Linked DNA regions of Mus musculus: region 1 is linked to region 2. The links are chromatin contacts, found by Hi-C or POLR2A ChIA-PET in ENCODE. All regions are on one chromosome and are shown on one strand. Each heading gives the region's core, a stretch centred on a gene start or an enhancer-like site at or near the end of the contact. The rest is flanking DNA. Distances are from core to core; before and after follow the strand shown.

Region 1 (7,155 bases), core at 216-2,715, 44 kb after region 2:
AGGAAGGTAAAATATATTCCTTGAAAAACCATCCCCAAGTGGACATCTGATATTGACCTCTCAAAGGTCATGGTCCACTTAAGAAAGGGGACAGGGTCTTGTTCTTCCGCGTCCCTGGGGCTTTCGAGCTCTGTGCTAGGAGGAGCCCTGGAGGAGGCTGAGGCCTGCTGGAGTACCACATCCATGCTGACAGGTGAGCACAGAACATGGCCCATGTGACATCTCATATCAGAACCGCGGCTGGATTACTGTTTCCTTTAGGACATCCCTTGGGGTCTGCTTACCTTGTTCCTCTCAAGTGGGGACGGAGATGAGGGTGCTCACTATTCCAGCCCCATTTGGAGCAAAGGGTATTTGCCTGGTGTGCACAGAGCCTGAGGTTTGGACATGGTGAAACAAGCCTGTCAGAGTGTGTGTGTGACTTACAGGGTCTCAGCTTGAAAACATCCCAAAGCCACAGGCCCTGAGCTGGGGAGGCCACACCTTTGTGTGCACAGAGCCATATTTGTGCTGGTTCCCACCTGAGCTGACACCTTCCTGTTCCAGAGTGAGGACTGTACCAGTACCAGGTTGAGGTTCTGTTTAGTGAGTTTATTTCTGTTTCTCACCATATATATATAATTTTCTCCATAGCCAGGTGCAGCTTCTGAGGTGGAGGTGGGTGAATCTCAGTGAGTTCAATACCAGGCTGGTTCACAATGAGTTTCAGGTCGGTCGTACAGAGCTACACAAATAAAATGTCTGCCAGTGGATGGTGGCACAGGCCTTTAATCCCAGTACTCTGGAGGCAGAGACAGGTGGATCCCTGTGAGTTTAAGGCCAGCCTGGTCTACAGAGTGAGTCCCAGGACAAGCAAGGCTACACAGACAAACCCTGTCTCGACAAAATAAATAAAATAAAATCCTCCCCCGGCCCCTTATTGTCTCTGTACTGTTATGAATCTTGCTTTTTAATTTTGTTTTTGCAAAAGATCCAGCTAGGGCTGGTTACAGGTGGTTGTGAGCCGCCTAATGTGGGTGTATGGGGATCGATCTTAAACCCCCTGGAAGAGAAATACGTGCTGTTCACCGCTGAGCCATCTTTCCCATCAATCTTTATCTGTAGATATGCTTTCTACCTTGTCTTTAATGTTCCAGGGGGGATTCACGGTGGGAGCCTTATAAATTCAAACAAGGTTTTTACGGATGTGCGTCTCAGGAAATGAGGGGTTTCTACCCTCTTGCAGTCCTCCTGCTTTGCTTTAGTGGTCCCTCCACCCTGGTCCTGATGTCTTTATGCAGCGGTGATGCGTCCGGGGCGGGAGCACGGAGGTCTCTCCCAGGCCGCTGGGCAGTCGGCTGGCAGGTGGCTGGCTGAGTTCACCCCGCCCCCGGCCCTAGCCCCGCCCCACTGCTCCACGCGCATTGGCGCGACCAGCTGTCTCTCTCCGCGCTGGGGAGGGGGCGCGCGGCTGCGGTCCCTCTGCAGAGGGCTGCGCGCTCCGCGGTCTCCGGGGCTCTCCGTTGTTTGGGCCCGTGCTCCTCGACCTCGGGAGCAGAGCTGGCCAGAGACCGCGACGATCTGGGTAAGTAGAGGCAAGACTAGAGGCTCTGGGTCAGAATCTGGTGCACTGAGCCCTGGTAACGGCGGCAGACCCCGGGTCCTGGTCACCAGATTGTGAGGGACACGACTGCAAGGTCGCCGATCCTCAGACGGCTCCAGGTGGGTGACCCTGGGCTGTTCTGCCGCCCGCTCGCTTCGCACGAGTTGCAGCTGCTGCTTTGGCACCGGCTGCCTACCTAACCCTTTTCCTTTAGGGGTTTTCTGGGGAACTGTGATTTTCGGCTCCGGGCTATGATAGTTCTGCAGATAGCTTGAAGCTGGGCTATCTATTCCACGCCCCCGGTATTTTCCTTTCTGAGCACTTTATCCTGAGCTCTGTCTCCTGCCATAGGGGCGTCAAGCTTGGAGAATCCTTCCTCCAGGAGGAAGCTTCGCGGTTCGTGTCTAGTGCTGGGAAGGGTTCCTTGCTCTGTTCAGATAGTGGTTGCTCTCTGTTGCTCAAGGGGAGAAGGGTGGTGGTTGTTTTCTGTGGTCTTGGACAGGAGATTCTGCCAGGAAAGGACAGCAGGGACTTTAAGGTTTCCAAGACAATAATGGTCCTCTCGAAGGTAAAGGTGAATCATTTGCAGTCTTAACACTCTGCAAAGTTTTAATGCCTGCAGGCTGCATCCTTTCCCTGCCTCGCCTACACTTGTTGGGGTGTTGATCTCTACAGTGATGTACATTAAAAGAAACCTCTCGTGCAACCATCTAGGCCATTTAGGTTAGTTTCAGAGACTTTCCGGAATATAATCTCATTTGAATATTTCTTCTATTAATACACACACTTAGAAGGAATGATCTCTAGAGCGCTGGAGGCTCAGGGAAAGAAGACGTGGAAGCCATTAAGACTGGGTTCTAGTTCTAGTGCTAGGGTGTGTGAGGAGAGACTGCAAATGTTATACTGGTCCCATCATTCTAGAATTTTATGTTTCTTTGTAGAAAGATGAAGCTTTCAATACTTACCCTTAAAAAAACAAAAGAAAAGCCTTAGCTCTTAAAACGGTTTTTCAGGGTTCCAGTTCTACAGAGAATTGGGAACTGGTACCCAAGTGAAAGCTCTGTGAAGAATATGCATGAAAGGCTCCCCTGCGCCTAACTCAGGGCTCAGCACCTAAAATGCACGGAGCTGTTGTTAGCTAGTCATTCCAGGTCCTCATTCCTTAAGCCTTGCCATTCTGTGGACTATTACTTTTTTTGGTGGCACTGGGGCTCAAACCCAGAATCTTGTGGCACGTTAGGCCAATGTTCTGTCACTAAGCTATGTGTCAGTTTAGTTTTACATGTTTTTCTGAGACAGGGTCTCACGTAGCTGGTGCTGTCTTCAACTCTACTATGTAGCTCTGTGGATGGCCTTGATTGAGACTCCTGCCTCCACCTCCCACTTGCTGGAATTACAGTCACGCGTGGTCACAAGCAGCCTCAGATTAGCATTTTAAAGCAATTTACTTTCTCTTGGACCTCGAGGCGCAGTGAAAGAACGCAGTTCAGAAACAGGCAGTCTTGGGTTAAATCTGAGCGCTGTTGCCACCGACAAGCTTTGTAGTCTCAGGCAGGCAGACTGCTTAACTGCAGATGGAGATATCACCACCTCCTCACTCTGCAACACTGCGGTGCAGGTTAGAGATGTATGTGAAAGTGCTCAGCGCTGCTGCCTCGTACACGGGAGTCGCGCAACCGACGTTGGCTGGAACCGTCACTAACTTACCTCCAGCTGTGTGCAGTTACAGTGGGGAAACATGAGTAGCAGGCACTTCACTGAAGATGTCAAAGTTACACAACGACTTTTAAGAGTAGAGAATGACAGCGATGCTAGATTTTTTTTTTTTCTGAGAGTATGTATGGAAAGTAGCGCCTCCTTGGTGAAATGTATGTACATTTTTAGAACAGAAACCTTATGCTACAATAGAACGAACACCAGAGAGTCAGATTTTCTACTTCTAACTCTGGCTAGGTCCTCATCTAGCTGAAGGCTTTCTGCAAGCTCTAGCTGCCCACTGGGAGCTCACGTTGATCATTAATTCATCGTGAGCCATCTCCCATGTCCCTCGTAGTACCAGCGTTCTTCGTGGTATGTGATGAGACAGTACTCAGGCTTCCCTACCACACTGCCCTCTCTTTTCTTGTTATTTGCTAAACTTTCCATATGGGACCATAAACAATTCTTGGAGAAGATAACTGGGCACACTAGCAGAGTGACCTCAAACAAAATCTGAGCAAAATGAGTTCACACTCAAATCTTTTTGATAGGGTAAAACCAAGCCTCGCTTTTTAGCCCTAAGTTGTTGTAGTATGTACTTTCTGTGGAATGCATGCACCATATGATACAGTTTATATTAAAAATAATAGGCTTCCTCCAGGCAGTGGTGGCGAACGCCTTTAATCTCAGCACTTGGGAGGCAGAGGCAGGTGCATCTCTGAGTTTGAGGCCAACCTCATCTACAGGGTGAGTTCCAGGACAGCCAGGGCTACACAGAGAAACCTTGTCTGGAAAAACCAAACAAAATAACGTAATAAAATAAATACCCTGAAATAAACCCTACTTTTTTCTCTCATCAGGTTGGGCTTCAAATAAAGAAGAAGTTGAGCCAGGAAAGTGCTTTCATTCAAAGAGTAAATTAAAAGAAGACACCGTGAGGCTCAGATAAACAAGGCGTTCGTGTCCTGAAGAAGTCACAGAAACAGCTGTGGTGTGAGGGGAGAGTGGACACGTAGGAGAAATCGGAGCTGGTGTGATATTTCTGTCACAAAAGACTTTCGGAGGAAGGGAAAAGACACGTTTCTAGAGAATGAAAGAGTGCAGCGTCAAAATGGAGACCAGCGTTTCTGAGATTCAGGTAGAGACGAAGGACGAGAAGGGACCAGTAGCAGCCAGTCCTCAGAAAGAGAGGCAGGAGAGAAAAACAGCCACACTCTGCTTCAAGAGAAGGAAGAAAGCGAACAAGACAAAACCCAAAGCCGGTTCCAGGACTGCTGAGGAGACAAAGAAACATACCCCCGAAGCTGGGGGCTCTGGTCAACGGCAACCAGCGGGTGCCTGGGCCTCCATCAAAGGCCTTGTGACACACAGGAAAAGGTCCGAGCCTGCAAAGAAGCAGAAGCCGCCTGAGGCAGAGGTGCAGCCCGAGGATGGGGCTCTTCCTAAGAAAAAGGCAAAATCCAGACTTAAGTTTCCTTGCCTAAGATTCTCAAGAGGGGCAAAGAGAAGTCGTCATTCCAAACTCACAGAAGATTCAGGCTACGTCAGAGTCCAGGGAGAGGCAGACGATTTGGAGATAAAAGCCCAGACCCAGCCAGATGACCAGGCAATCCAGGCTGGGTCTACCCAGGGCCTACAGGAAGGTGTGTTGGTGAGAGATGGTAAGAAGAGCCAAGAATCACACATAAGCAACAGCGTCACCTCGGGAGAGAATGTGATCGCCATAGAACTGGAATTAGAAAACAAATCTTCTGCTATCCAGATGGGAACTCCTGAGCTGGAAAAGGAGACTAAGGTGATCACGGAAAAGCCAAGTGTGCAGACGCAGCGAGCAAGTCTACTTGAGAGTTCAGCAGCAGGCAGCCCTCGGTCAGTGACTTCTGCTGCTCCTCCATCACCAGCAACCACACATCAACATAGTCTGGAAGAACCCAGTAATGGCATCCGGGAAAGTGCCCCAAGTGGGAAAGATGACAGGAGAAAGACTGCTGCTGAAGAAAAGAAATCAGGAGAGACTGCACTGGGCCAGGCAGAGGAAGCTGCAGTTGGCCAGGCAGACAAAAGGGCACTAAGCCAGGCCGGAGAAGCTACAGCGGGCCACCCAGAGGAAGCTACTGTGATCCAGGCAGAGAGTCAGGCAAAGGAAGGGAAACTGAGCCAGGCAGAGGAAACTACAGTGGCCCAGGCAAAGGAAACTGTATTGAGTCAGGCAAAGGAAGGTGAACTGAGCCAGGCAAAGAAAGCTACAGTTGGCCAGGCAGAGGAAGCTACAATTGACCACACAGAGAAAGTCACAGTGGATCAGGCAGAGGAAACCACAGTGGGTCAGGCAGAAGAAGCTACAGTTGGTCAGGCAGGGGAAGCTATATTGAGCCAAGCAAAGGAAGCTACAGTTGTTGGTCAGGCAGAGGAAGCTACAGTTGATCGGGCAGAGGAAGCTACTGTTGGTCAGGCAGAGGAAGCTACAGTTGGCCACACAGAGAAAGTCACAGTGGATCAGGCAGAGGAAGCCACGGTGGGTCAGGCAGAGGAAGCTACTGTTGGTCAGGCAGAGGAAGCTACAGTTGATTGGGCAGAAAAACCCACAGTTGGTCAGGCAGAGGAAGCCACAGTGGGTCAGGCAGAGGAAGCTACAGTTGGCCACACAGAGAAAGTCACAGTGGATCAGGCAGAGGAAGCAACAGTGGGTCAGGCAGAGGAAGCTACAGTTGGCCACACAGAGAAAGTCACAGTGGATCATGCAGAGGAAGCCACAGTGGGTCAGGCAGAGGAAGCTACAGTTGGACAGGCAGAGAAAGTCACAGTGGATCATGCAGAGGAAGCCACAGTGGGTCAGGCAGAGGAAGCTACAGTTGGACAGGCAGAGAAAGTCACAGTGGATCATGCAGAGGAAGCCACAGTGGGTCAGGCAGAGGAAGCTACAGTTGGACAGGCAGAGAAAGTCACAGTGGATCAGGCAGAGGAACCCACAGTGGATCAGGCTGAGGAAGCTATATCGAGCCATGCACCAGATCTGAAAGAAAATGGAATTGATACAGAGAAACCGAGATCAGAAGAAAGCAAACGAATGGAGCCAATTGCTATTATCATTACTGACACTGAAATCAGTGAATTTGATGTTAAGAAGTCTAAAAATGTTCCTAAGCAATTCCTAATTTCAATGGAAAACGAGCAAGTGGGGGTTTTTGCTAATGATAGTGATTTCGAGGGGAGAACTTCAGAACAGTATGAAACACTCTTAATAGAAACAGCATCTTCTCTCGTCAAGAATGCTATCGAGTTGTCTGTAGAACAGCTGGTTAATGAAATGGTTTCCGAGGATAATCAAATAAATACGCTGTTCCAGTGACTTCGTTTCCAGGTCACGAAAAGAAAGGGGGGAAAAAAACCCTTGAAAGATGAATTCTTTTATCCCTTTGTGGCACTTCTTTCTCAGTAATAAATTAGAGGCTTATCATCTGTGGAATCTAAGGGTACAGTTCCAGCCCAGAAGTGCTAAAGGATCAATGAAGGTTGTAAAACTCTGTCATTGAAACACAGTTCTGGACTGGAGGGAGTCAGCACAGATCACAGTGCGAAGTGACTTATGGGGAGGTGTGGAAGTGGCAGGCAATAGCCCAGTGCTTTGAGGAGGGAAGACTACTGAGCACTGGGTATGCTATATGGTTCTTTAATGTCACTAAGTCTGGGTTTCTTTCTGATGGTTCGACCCTGGGTTATAGGTGAACGCTCCATTCGCTTTCCTTTTACAGGGTCTTCCTGCTGTCTCTAGTGGTGAATCAGGTGAGTGGGCTTTTCTAGTCTTGAGCAAGTTCTGTACTAAAGGTGTTCATGGGTTCCTTCGGTCAGGCCAATAGTTAACACATGTGTAGGCA
Region 2 (7,010 bases), core at 305-2,804:
GGTGCCTCCAGCCCCTGGTTTTCCTTTTGGCATTGTCAGAGGATCACTGATCGAAGCTGGAGGGTAAAGAGTGAAGCCACTTATATTCACCCCAGCCTTCCCCTTCCCCACCCTCCTTTGTCTTCCATAAAAGTTCTCGGCTCAAACGTTCGTTTTATCCAAACTAAAATTGCAGAAGTTTTTCTGTACACTTTGCCTTTCCCTAAGTGTCTGATTTGCATGTATTTATTATTCCAGGTTGGCGACAGAGATGATTCCAATCTTTATATAAATGTGAAGCTGAAGGCTGCTGAAGAGGTAAAGCCAAGAACAGGGATGCTGGCATCCTTCTCACTACCTCCCCAGGTCCCGTTGGTAACCCCTTCGCCCTGTGTGGCCCTCCCCACAAAACTAATTTAACTATTGGGCAAGGCAGAGTCAGGTGACCTAGCCGGCTGATTTCTCCCTGTGTGGTTCTCATTGATGGTTTTCTTCCCTGAGAGGCAGGTGAGAGGCTGCGGAATGGTGTTGAATGTGATGGTGACAAAAGGGCTGATTCTCCACACACAGGGCAAAATGACACCCGATACTCCATTGCTTCAGTCACACTCCTTCAGAGAGGCAGGCTGTCTTAGTTAAGGTTTTACTGCTGTGAACAGACACCATGACCAAGGCAACTCTTATAAGAACAACATTTAACTGGGGCTGGCTTACAGGTTCAGAAGTTCAGTCCATTATCATCGAGGAGAGAGCATGGCAGCATCCCGATAGTCATGGTATAGGAGGAGCTGAGAGTTCTACATCTTCATCTGAAAGCTGCTAGCAGAATACTGACTTTCAGGCAGCTAGGATGAGGGTCTTAAAGCCCACACCCACAGTGACACACCCACTCCAACAAGGCCACACCTTCAAATAGTGCCACTCCTTGGGCCGAGCACATACAAACCATCACACAGGCCCAGATCTCAGGTTCTCATACCATTTCCCTGTTTCTTGTGTTTATTTCTGCAGATTGGGATCAAAGCCACTCACATTAAATTACCAAGAACATCCACAGAGTCCGAGGTGAGCGTGTGGATGCACATGGCGAGGTGTCTCCCTGTCTGCTTGCTTTGGTGGGACTTCAGGGGCTGAGATACACTTTGCAGACAGAAAATATTTCTTTACAGCCTTTCCTTCCTCCTTTCAGTGTCTGTGATTAATTAGTACAAATCAACTGTGGCACTACTTTTAGGTGTTAAAATATGTCATCTCCCTGAACGAGGATGCCTCTGTGCACGGATTCATAGTGCAGCTGCCTTTAGATTCAGAGAATTCCATTAACACTGAGGCAGTCATCAATGCCATTGCACCCGAGAAGGATGTGGATGGGTGAGTGCTCCCCGTTGGCTTTATTTAGAGCATGATTCTATTCTGGAAGCATAGCGTGTTTGTTTCTAGAGGACAGAGGCTCCACTCCTTCCTCCTAATTTGACTGTTTTAGGTTGACGAGCGTCAGTGCTGGGAAGCTCGCCAGAGGTGATCTAAATGACTGCTTCATCCCATGCACACCCAAGGGATGCTTGGAACTCATCAAAGAGGCAGGTAAGAGTGAGGGAAACCAGCAGGAAAATCGTGAAGACTCGCCTCTGCCTGCCAAACCCTGGGACTGCAGGTGTTTTCACAAGTACACTGGCTCTGCGCCGATTTCCTTAGCTGTTAGTTAAACTTAACTACAGCATGTGCACTCCACAGGGCTGGAGAGACAGTGCAGCATTTTCTTGAGCTTCTTTGTGAATCAGGACCACTACGACCCACTTCCTCTGTATTGCCACGTATCTAGAAAGCTCTTTCTTAGGAAGCTTTGCCTTCCTGTTGGCTTCAAGAGAACTTGCCTCAAAACCAAGGATTCAGCCCCCTGCACTGAAAGCAAAAAGAAGCAAACAAACAGACCAGAGAGAGTTGTTTCCTAAGAGATAGCAGAACCAAGATTTGAACCCAGGGTTGTGTATATTCAAAGCAATTTATTTTGGGGGTGGGACTCCTAAATGCCAATGAGAATTCTGCCAGTACAAAGTGAGTAATGTTGTGGGTTCCTGCCCCTGGAACCAGCCCCAAGTCAACTGTGGTTCCAACACTAGACAGATGGCTGGAGTGGATCTTGTGAACATTCACCCCACATTACTTCAGTACATAGCTAGTACCTTTGTATTTTAGTTTCCTTATAAATACTTTTAGCAGAGTTTATTTTTTGCACAGAAACGAGTCCTGTTAGAAAGAAGCAGGTCAGAAGTTTCAAGGGAGGCATTTGGCCAGAGTTAGTAATGAAAGTTGTCTGTGGTTGGCCAGCAAAGGCCAAGCCAGAAGCCTTGACCCAGCTGTGATAGTTCAGAACTACAATTTATATTCTTCAGTGTGTTTAGCCAATATTTATTACAGCTTTATAGGAAAGAGTCCCATGAGCTATTACACCCGTGACTTCCTGGTGTCCCACAAGCTACTGTTGCCTTAAGGTAGCTTCAAATCTTTGCTGAGTCTTAATTAGTAAAGTTGTCATTGGTCAATTGATTGGGTGATTTGCAGTGCTGAGAATGAAAGCCAGGGGCTCCAGCATGCTTGTCAGTTGTTCTGTAGTTGACCTATCCATTCAACCCAGCAATGGACTTGTCAATTCGTTCAAACTTCAAGGACTTCAATTCTAGTGTAGTCATGGTGTTAGCATTCTCTAAGTGCTGGTCTTCTGATGAAGTTGGTTCTTTTTCAAAGTGTGGTTTAAATCCCAAGCAAGGGTTCATAGCTTTTCAGCCTTGCCAGGGTAGAGTGGCCAGGCAGAGTATTTCGGAGCACTCTGCTCCTTTCTGTCTGGGCGGCCCATTTCAGGCCCCTCCTGGTAACGGGGTAACCCTGTGCAGCTTTCTCCCTGTTCTCTTCTCATGTTAGACAGACGGTCATAGCTGCATCTCACAGGCCAGAGGGCGAGGGAGAGACTTGTCACCTCTGTAGGATTCAGGTTTCAGTTCTAAAAAGCACCTCAAGGCCTGCCTGTGCTCTAGAGAGGATGTTCAGGGCAATCCAGGCCAGCTAGTGTCTCAAAAGAAGCACAAGCCTGGGGCAGTTCCATGGAAGAGCCCAGGCATAGCGTGTGTGAGTGAGGCCTTGAGTTTGGTCTTCAGCACTGGGGTGGGGGGATGTTGGCAAAGTGCCAGGAGTGCAGGTGCTGAGTCAGCGAAAGGCTTTCCAGCCACTTGCAGTTCCTATTATCTCTCCCCGGGAGATAACCCTGTGTTCAGGCCCTAAGCCAGACAGAACTTTGGATGAGAAACTGTATGAATAAACTCACTGAATCTGGGGAGTCGTACTGATACTAATCTGATTCTCTCCTTTGCCCTGACCCTGTTCCAGATGCCGTAGTTTTCATGACTGTTTTGCCCGCGTAGTTTAGTCTGATAGCTACTTCCATATGGCTGTTAGCTGTGTGTTGAGGTTTCTTTTTTGAGTGTAGGATTTCTTCCCACTCCCTCATGACTCAATGAACAGATCTTGGCCTAAGCGGAACCCCAAGCCCTACTGTAGGAAGGACAGTGGGCAGGTCCCAGGCTGAAGCTGGAGCTGAGGCTGTGCTTGGCGTAGGAGCGTTCTTAGGAAGATTTCTGTCGGATGCAGACGATCTGCTTCTGTGCACTTTTGCTGTTTTCCATCTGGGTGGTGTGTGAACGAGGGCAGCTGCTTCTCCATCTCTAATGTGTGCTGGCTTCTCTTCCAGGGGTGCAGATTGCCGGAAGGCACGCGGTGGTGGTTGGTCGAAGTAAGATAGTTGGTGCACCCATGCATGACCTCCTTCTGTGGAACAATGCCACGGTGACCACCTGCCACTCCAAGACTGCCAATCTGGACAAGGAGGTAGGCAATCCAGGGTAGCGTAGACGTCCAGCCTGTGTGCACGCGTGGGGACATTAGCTCTCTAACCCCAGTAACTGTGCTGTGCTTCATGTCTCATTGTCCAAGAGGAAGGGACAAATTCAAATCACAAGCTTGCCAGCATTGATCCAGATCTTTCTGACATTCTGACCATGCACTTTCTACACCAGCATGCCCTGTGACAGACAGGGTTTAGCAGTGGAATTATGCCATTTACAGGTCTCCCGGGCAGGTTGTTGGCCTTGGATGGAGGTACTCCAGACGAGGTTGAACAGTGGGCATCTCTCGCTGTCCTTTGTTTTATTATTGTTAGACTGGGGTTGAACTCCTTAGAATAGGCAGAATTTTACCACTGAGCTACATTCTTAGCTTCAGCAGCTTATTCTTGATCCTTACGTTGGATCCCTGAGTCCAAAATGTCACATGGCTGTGTCCTGCGGGCAGAGAACAAGATGGAGGCCTGGTACCCCCTCTTTAATATTCTCAAACTGTCCTGGGTTGATGGTGGGAGCAAGTGCCTTCCATAAACGAGGGTTCCATCACTAGGAATGTTGTCCTAAGTTTGGCTCCAAATCTGTGCTCTCTTCACCCTCACTGGTTCTCATTGCCTTTCCTGTTAGGGAAAATACCTAGAGAAGGGGGCTTCTGGCATGTGTAGGATTGAGTATGGCATGGGATTGGGCCAGCAGAAACTCTGGTTTGCATTTGAGGCCTTACCCAGTATCCCTGAAAGTGTTACTGATAATTAAAGATGTTATATCACAGCTCATGATTTTCCTTTTTGTGTCTCTGTGTGTGTGTGTGTGTGTGTGTGTACATGCATGCATGTGTGTGTATTTGCGTGTTTTGATTATTTAATTTCTGAAGTCTAGATCCCTCCCCTCCTTAGGTAAATAAAGGAGACATTCTGGTGGTTGCCACAGGCCAGCCTGAGATGGTGAAGGGGGAGTGGATCAAGCCTGGGGCTGTGGTCATAGACTGTGGGATCAATTATGTTCCAGGTGAGTGGTGCCAGACAGAGAACCAACTGCAGCACATTTTATGTCAAGTACCCGGGCTCAGTGAGCCTGCTGTGAGGAGGTTGTCTGTGTGCTGTCCTGCCTGGGGTCAGAGGTGTGGCTCCCCTCTGCTCTGCTAATCCTCAATTGACTTTGTACAGAGAGAGTGGGAGAGGGGGCAGCTGTATCATAGCTTATTTGTTTGTTTGCTTGCTTGCTTGTTTGTTATCTCTTCCGGTAGCCATAACTGTCCTGTGCCAGCTTCCTGAATGTGGGACTACAGGTGTGCAGGACCTCTCCTGGTTTCTGTTCTGCCTTTGTATACCCGTTGTATTCTAAGGAAGGCACTGGAGAGATTTTATGATAAACTACAGTAGGATTTCCTTGTCTGTGATCTTGCTTTCCCTGGTTTCAGTTACTCAAGGTCAACTGTGGTCCAAAAATATGACATGGAGAGCTCCTAAGACATTAGTGAGGTTGTTTCTTTGTTTTTGAGTCATCGTCATGCTATAGTTCTTGCTGGCTTGGAACTCATTATATAGACCAGGTTGGCCCTGACCTCCCTGAGATCTGCCTGCCTCTGCCTCCAGGGTGCTAAGATTAAAGGTGTGCACCAACACACCTGGACGGTTAATGAATTTTAAATTGTTTGCCATCCAGAGTGGCTTGAAGAAGTCTTGTGCCATCCTTCTCTGTCCCACTTCTTCCGGCTTGGGACAGGAGCCACTCTTTTGTCACCTGTGTACATTCTAACTTCTAACCACTCTACTTTGCCTGTTAGTTGCTTGGTAATCTTCTCTTATCAGATGTGAACTTAGGTCATTAAATTGGTGACAAGTGCTTAACAGTTAGTACAGGAATATCCACATGTATGTATGTGTGTGTGTATATATATATATATATATATATATATATATATATATATATATATACACACATACATATATACATACATATATATATGTATATGCTTTTTTTTATTGCATGTAGGAGCAGTAACTACTTATTCACTGAGCAGTATAGCAGGCCTTGGGCTCTGTGCCTGAATATGGCCTAGTTGTGGACTCCATTAATTCATTTATTCATTCATTCATCCATTCATTCATTCATTTTGTAGTTGTGGGAATCAGACCCAGAGCCTTGTGCATGGTACACAAGTGCTCTCCCCTTGAACCACAGCAGGAATCGCTGCTCTCTGTACTTGCACTTCGGATGGCTTCTTCAGTTCCCCTCCTCCATGTCAGTTCTTCCTAAATCACATCTGATTTTCCTTTCATCCAGAGATGATCTTTGTCTCCTGAAAATCCTTCTTGCCCCTCACTCCAGTCCCACAGAACTCAGCATTTTGGGTGTGTCTTGTGCTCTTCTGGCTCCGAGTTCTGCTCTGAGGAGCTCCTTCCTCAGTGGTCTCTACGCTGCCTGGTCTAGCATCCTGCCTGCTGACGCTAGCACTCAGATCTGGGGAGTTGGTGAAGCAGTTACAGCAAGGATCATTATTTTTTTTCTCCCTTCCCATCTGAAGTTTAAAATGCAGACACTGAGCTGCCAGGAGCATTCGTCACTGTCAAGTTCTCACCATTTCTAACCTCCCTCCCACTCGGCCTCGCTTTTAAGACAGTAGCTCATAATTGATCACTCATTTGCTGGTGTAATTATCTACTGGGTGCGGAAGAAGTTGCTCTCCTGCATCTTCCCACTGTGAATACTTGCAATGTGACATCTAAACTCAGTCTGCTTACATCCCCACATCTCTGGATCATAAACTACTACTATGGGCATTTTAAAAAGAGAGACAGATAAAAGAGAAAAATGTGGTCTAGGGGTGCAGCTCAGTGGAAGAGTTCCTAAGCTATGCTACACCCTGGATTCCATCCTTATTACTTCAGGCAAAGGGAGAGATTTATTTGTTTACTTATGTACTTGAGATTAAAAAAAAATAAACCAAACTGGGTCAGAATCTAGAATTCTGTAGATGTGCCTGAAACTTTGGCATTAACATCGATTTCTTATGTAGATATTAAAACAGTATAGGTGGTCATCAGTGTTTCCACTGGTCCTATGCATATGGTCACATAAATATAAGTAAGGCTGAAATATGTAGTTCCCTGGGAATGGTGGTATCATCGTTACAGGCCA

The links. Hi-C counts contacts between places; a loop is a spot of excess contacts on that map. ChIA-PET counts read pairs that join two places held with the same protein, here RNA polymerase II (POLR2A).
Region 1: a loop to region 2 is called in a map of left cerebral cortex, with 2.6 times the contacts of the local background. The contact joins the promoter of Akap5 here to the enhancer-like site in region 2. A Hi-C loop is called at or near these places in 6 of 37 maps with a recorded cell type or tissue (CH12.LX, Patski and left cerebral cortex). POLR2A ChIA-PET finds 5 or more read pairs at or near these places in 3 of 5 experiments (all embryonic stem cell).

What each region holds. Positions count from the first base shown.
Region 1 is chr12:76,323,426-76,330,580 of GRCm38, forward strand. Akap5 (A kinase (PRKA) anchor protein 5) reads left to right here and starts at 1,466. Exons shown (of 2, transcript NM_001101471.1): 1 at 1,466-1,564; 2 at 4,141-7,155. The coding sequence starts at 4,392. The coding sequence ends at 6,629.
Region 2 is chr12:76,279,167-76,286,176 of GRCm38, forward strand. Mthfd1 (methylenetetrahydrofolate dehydrogenase (NADP+ dependent), methenyltetrahydrofolate cyclohydrolase, formyltetrahydrofolate synthase) reads left to right here. Exons shown (of 28, transcript NM_138745.2): 3 at 238-297; 4 at 991-1,044; 5 at 1,214-1,350; 6 at 1,463-1,563; 7 at 3,722-3,858; 8 at 4,766-4,877. Among named protein-coding and RNA genes, the nearest start is that of Gm40444, 6.7 kb to the left of the region's middle. Within about 2 kb of position 1,555, at least 1 of the 3 ENCODE cell types and tissues checked has a DNase peak (open chromatin) inside an H3K27ac peak, as active enhancers do; it is left cerebral cortex, where a contact is called at or near this core.